Regions from separate parts of the Mus musculus genome. Here region 2 is linked to region 1. A link is a loop called in an ENCODE intact Hi-C map of the cell type or tissue named here. Cell type or tissue: left cerebral cortex. All regions are shown on one strand. Each heading gives the region's core, and the rest is flanking DNA. Links, peaks and the distances in the headings are about the cores only. Region 1 has its middle 62 kb from the start of Ctsc. Region 2 has its middle 2.2 kb from the start of Gm25345.

Region 1 (2,931 bases), core at 206-2,705:
AAAATGAAACCCCAGGTTAAATCTCGAACACCAAAAGAAACACACGAGTCCAAACTGGCACGCTTCTTTATTATTTTTATTCCTGTTTTATGAGGATGTCAATGATGACTTGGGCTACTTAATAGGGATTCTTTCCCTTTCTACATCTGATATAATAAAATTTCAAGACAACAATAGTTGATGCTTATTTTAATTGGTGTGGTCAGTTCAATTTGTCCTACAGATTTTATTAACCATATAGTAGTTATTTGAGTTCTGGAGGATTGCTTGGTGAGAGGTTTGTACTAATCTGTTTTATGCTTGTTTGTTCATTTTTGGTTTTTGTTTGTTTGATTAATTTTTCCTAAAGCTAGGGATTAAGTCCAAGACTCTGAATAGCATTCAAGTGCTCTGCCACTAGCTACATCTTTGTTATTCATGTGATGTGTTGGAATTCAGAGAGAAGAAGTAAAGATAGAAGGGTTAGGAAATGTGGCCATACTTAGGTCCTCCAGGCGAGGTGGACGACACAAGATAATAACCAGTAGTGATAGCTAGTGGCTAAGCAGAAAAGTCACATTTTATTAAAATTTCTTCATATTCTTTCTTCATCAGTCCTTGAAGCTTGCCCCTCAAAGCATAACATAGGCAGCAACACTGAGGCCTAGTTTCAAAGCTGCAGTGCCTAAGCAGTTTCTCCTGCACTGTGACCTTTTGATCCATGCCTGGTGCAATTTCTGACAAAGCTTTCATATGAATAAATATATGTGTGTGTGCTCATGTGTCTATGTTCATCCTTGCCTGAACACTTATTTAATCTGGCCAGATAATGATTCTTGGGTAGTGTTTGAAAATGATAATTAAGACTTAGGGTTACATCTATGGAATTAGTCTAAGAAGATTCAGACACAGTTTTTACTAAATAGAAACATATTTAATGCACAATCACATGCATGGGAATATGTACAACTATACAAACATCTGGTAACACAGTACCAGCCTCATGAAACATCAGATCACTTCTTTCTCCTTTCTAGGATTTGGTAGTTTGTCTATTTCATGGAGTTACCAGTATTTAAATTATTTTCCTTCCCTTCTACAAAATTGTGAAACCATAAGTTTTGTTTTATATATATATATATTAATATATATATATTACTTCACCTCATAATGAACATAATGAATTGAATTTGTTGGAAAGTTTTTGAGTGATAAGTCAGCACTCTGCCTAAAGCCCAGGAATTTATTGAGAAATGGCAGACACCTTCCCATTTCCAAATGATTTCTACTTTTTTGGCTACCTATCAGACTTAACTCCTTAGATATATAATTGAGATTAGATTGCTGATTATGCTAAAAACCTGTAGATGCTCAATTTCCTTACAGAAAATTGAGTAGGATTAGCAAGTAACATATGTCCATATTCCTACGTAACTCAAATCAATTGCTATGTAAACAATTATCATAATAAATTATTTAAGAAATAAGAAAAGGCTGGGTGGGGGCTGGAGAGATGGCTCAATGGTTACATGCACCCATTGCTCACTCAGTTGTCCAGAAGTTCCAGAGTACAATTCCCAGCTACCATAAAGTGGCTTACAAACATATATGAGTTCTGATGCCCTCTTCTGGCATGCAAGTGAACATGCAGATAGAGCACTCATATACATAAATAAATAAATCTTAAAAAATAAGAAAAGGAAAAATATCTGTTGTCATCAGCATTGATACTGATGATCTGCAGTTTGATGAATCTGTAAATATGAAATCTATGCTGCACACACTAGTGAGTATCTATAACTTTCAGAAGTCAGGCATGCTTTACATGTAGTCTAGTTCAACAAAGCTGGAATTTAAAGGTGATGATATCAAAAGGGTTTAATTATATTTTACATGCATTAGTTAACATATAACTACTTCAAATTCAGTGATCAACCTCAGATTTTTTTTTTTTGTAGAAATATACTTCATGGAAATTCCCATTAGTGTTTGCCTAAGTGGGTGATGGATCTTAGGTAAGCAATTGCAACACAATGGGGGAGAAAAGGGAGACAGAACAAGTAGCAACAGGGAAATTCAGCTGAAGTGCTTACTGGTGTGCCAAATAATCATGGGAAAGTAAGACAGGATGGGAACTTTCTGGAAAGTAGCTCCTCTGTTCTCTTGTCCTTCTTTAGCTGAATCATACCAATAAATCTCAGAAACATTTAATGTCTGGAGAGAACATTTTCCAGCTGTTTTATACATAGTTGCCTCTATCCAGATCTTATAGCTCATAGGTGAGTCTTATATCCAAATGTTACCACACACCAACTACAAGACAAAAGGAAGGGAACCTAGCCAAGCAGAAAAGAGAAAGAAGACAACGGAGTGGAAACATCTGTTTTAATTTAGAAAACTGGCAGTAAATGAGACAGAAAGAGCCTGGAGCTCTGTGATCATCTCTCCACTGGTGCGAGTGGGAGTGACTGTGGGTTGTTTCTCTCCTATAACACTGCAGCTGAATTAAATGCATTTGATCCTCCTCTTTGTGCCCATGTGTGTTCCTGGGAAAGTTTCTCCGGTTTACATTTCTTGGCTTCTTCTCATGAAAGACCACCTCTGCATTAAATGATTTCTGGTGTCTTAAGTGTAACCTACAGAGACAGACATGTATGATTCTCCATGTATGAAGCCTGCTGTGTGACTATGTGATTTGAGGACACAGACACTAAGCAAGTCTTCATTTGCACATTTGCTTAACGTCTTTAACCCTCCCAATGAAGTTCCTAATCACACCAAAGTCAACCACTGTTTCAAATGTTGTTTTAAAATATAAATTCACATGCAAAAAGCAACAAGAGACGTTCTAGCTGAATAACCCTAGGAAACAAAGTGTCTGGGAAAGGTTGGGAGGGTATACCCATTGTAGCTTCTTGAGAACAGAGAATACAGCCAGTGGTGGGCTTCCCT
Region 2 (2,931 bases), core at 151-2,650, 130 kb before region 1:
GTATTGTTCAAGGAGGAACGTCAATGTGGAATGATTGGAGAAGAATTTTGTGTGAAGGAGTTTTAGCACAGTCAGATTAGGGATCAGGCAGCTACCAGTGCCCTTAGACTCCAGATGCTTATTCTCTTGTTTGGAGTGCATGGTATTCACACATCTTATTGTTATTTGGAATCATGTTAGGTTACCCTCTAGCAACATATGCAGGTGTCACATGAAAACTGAGTATTTCGGTCTTTGTGGTCATTATTTCTTATGACAAATTCATAAACTGATATTTCCGTTTTCTATCTCAGTTCTGTGTACTTAACCTATATTACACTGCCTAAAAGTTGGTGCTGCTCTTGTTTTGCCTGGAGAGATTAGCAAAGCACCCAGTTATGGGGAATCAAATCACCAAAGCTGTGAAAGCCCATTAGTTAAGGAGGACCAAGGAGATTAATTATCATCTTGCTTTTTTTGTGATAATTTGACGTTGTTTTGTTGCTACAATGGATCATTTTTAATTTTACATCCTCAAAACCCAATAAGTATTTGTTGCATCCCTGTCCAGCCTTAAAGAGACACATTCAGTTGAGGTCTTCCTGAAGAAATATTTGAGGTATGATATGTGTGCAAATCACATGTTTGGGAGTTTTTCACAGAAAACACAGATGAGAAAATGGTGTCAGGAAACAAGAAATAGAAGAAAATCAGCAACATATAAAATATCAAGCAAATTAGTTAAGATTAAGGGCAAGTAGATCTCAATATGAATGGGAAACTCAAAGACAATGTAGTCAATGCCACCAAGTTATTCATCTCTCTGTCACCACAGAAAGGAAGGTATATGTTAATCATCTAATTGCTACATCTCTTTAGTTGAAAGCTACTTCTTGATACATTGACTCATGGCATTGCTGGCATTCTGGTGTCTGGTATCCTAGAATATACTTGTAGATGAGAAATATGTACTGAGAAATGGAGTGTCACAGAGTAGCATGATGAATGAGCCAACCGATGTTGTCTGGTGATAAATAAAACATTCCACACTCTCAAAATATTGATAAGAACTGGACATAATTCTAATAAGTTTCATTCCATCAGAGTGGTAAAAGTGATGAAACACTCATCTTTGTGATTCAAATTTGGCTCCCGCACATTAGAAGGGAATGAGGGCAAGTCTGAGTGGCAATCACTGATCCCCAATCCCTTATGTTCTTATGTGCCTGGAAAAAAATGCAGTAACTCATTTTATCAGACCAGTGATAATTCAGAACATACTACATCCTTGCCTTTGCAAGCACACTCTGTTCTAACAGAAATCAAATGTAGGAGTCTGCCAACAACCCCAGTTTAACTGGAGCAAGGGTGCTGGATGAATCATAAGTCCAAATTTCTCAATAATTCAAGTGCCAGCAGCATCACATTTGTTACAAATTCTCAGTTTTGTTTGAGATTTCTAAAGACACCTCGCCCACCCATATTGGTGAGAAATCCAACATCAAGCTACTTGGAAGACATTTGGTATAGTTTCCTTTCTGATTTCCTGCATGATGCAAGAATTCTGGCAGGACAGGGGAATGGTGGGAAAAGTTATGAAGTGGTACTTTCCAGGCATCAAAACTCAAGCAAGGAAAGGAACACTGTGCATCTTTGCTGGTTATCCATGTTCTCCTTGAGCATATGATGCACCGAAAGTTTGTGGTGCTAGAAACTAGGGTTGAGACTTCTTGTTTAGTGCTTAGGCAAGGACTTCTAGCCAACAGAGGTGGATCAGCCTCAGTCCCTTACACCATTTCTCAAAGCCACAATTACCAGTCAATCCTATGTTCCTCTTACTCTTTACCACAGAATTCATCAGGTACGAGTTCACTTTAACCCAAAACTAAAAACAAAACTGACTTTTGCTTTCTTGTTCTAGAAGGAGAAAGCTCAATCACACCATTGGAGTTAGAGTCAGCCTTGGTTATTTTTTTTTTCTCTTTTTAACTTTTCATTTGGTTCTTTGTTAATCTTCTATCATGCATCCCGATTGTACTCATCCCCCTCTCCCCTTGTACATACCCTTCCACCCTTGCAACCTCTCCCCCAAACAGAAAAAAATTATCTTGTTGTGGAAGCTGTAGTGCATCACAGTGTGTCCACAGTATATCCTTTTGTTCACACTTTGCTTGCAAAAGTTCATTGCAATGACTCATTAGTCTGGTAGATGACCTCTGACTTCAGCTATTCCATCAATACTGAAACTTCACTTGGACTCCTCTCGGATATCCTGTTGTTGTTCTGTGTTATGGTGATCCTATAGATTTGGATTTGTAGGATGAGGCCCTTCATGCATTCCAGCATTTATCAATGAAATAGATGTTAGAGTGGGGCAAGTCAAACTCCTGAATGTGGACCTTAGAGGTATCTAAGCTTGTGAGCCCGCTGGTGCTACCACTTTTGTGCCTTCAGGACCTGCTAACCTACAATCCTGGCAACCAGAACTATCTCTACCCTGCTGCTTAGGAAAGGTGCAGGGCCTGCTCTCCTCAGTGTTGCAGTTGGTGATGGACATGGTCAATTCTCCCACTCTCATGAACCTGCTTTTCTAGCTGCTTTTCTAGCTTTTCTAGCCTGCTGTAAGTGGTGATGGATGAAGGAGGGGAGAAGGGCATCTCGCCCTCATCTGAGCCACTACCCAGCAGACAAAAGGCAGGTCAGGCTCTCCCACACTCCTGCCTTCAGGCCTGGCTCACCTGCAACCCCCATATCCAGACAGATCTATCTCTACTGTGCTGTCCAGTCATGGTGCAGGGCCTGTTTTCCTAAGTGTTACAGCAGGTAAGGGGCAAGGACAGCTTGCCAGAGGACCAGTTCTCCCACCCACCTGCATTATGTGGTAAGAGAACATCTCTCCTCATCCATGCTGCAGCACAGCCGACAATTTGTGGTAGGACAGGCCAGGACCTG

The links. Hi-C counts contacts between places; a loop is a spot of excess contacts. Peaks named below come from ENCODE experiments on the same cell type or tissue, not always from the same donor. Only the 100,000 strongest peaks of a DNase experiment are listed, where the experiment ranks them.
Region 2: it touches region 1 in a loop (3.0-fold over the local background); 10 of 42 quality-filtered maps call a loop at or near these places.

What each region holds. Positions count from the first base shown.
Region 1 is chr7:88,214,287-88,217,217 of GRCm38, reverse strand. No RefSeq gene overlaps it. Among named protein-coding and RNA genes, the nearest start is that of Ctsc, 62 kb to the left of the region's middle. In left cerebral cortex, for the core only: a CTCF peak has its summit at 1,615 (motif pointing left); a DNase peak (open chromatin) is centred at 2,424.
Region 2 is chr7:88,344,677-88,347,607 of GRCm38, reverse strand. No RefSeq gene overlaps it. Among named protein-coding and RNA genes, the nearest start is that of Gm25345, 2.2 kb to the right of the region's middle. In left cerebral cortex, for the core only: no CTCF peak of the experiment used is centred there; DNase peaks (open chromatin) are centred at 964 and 1,421.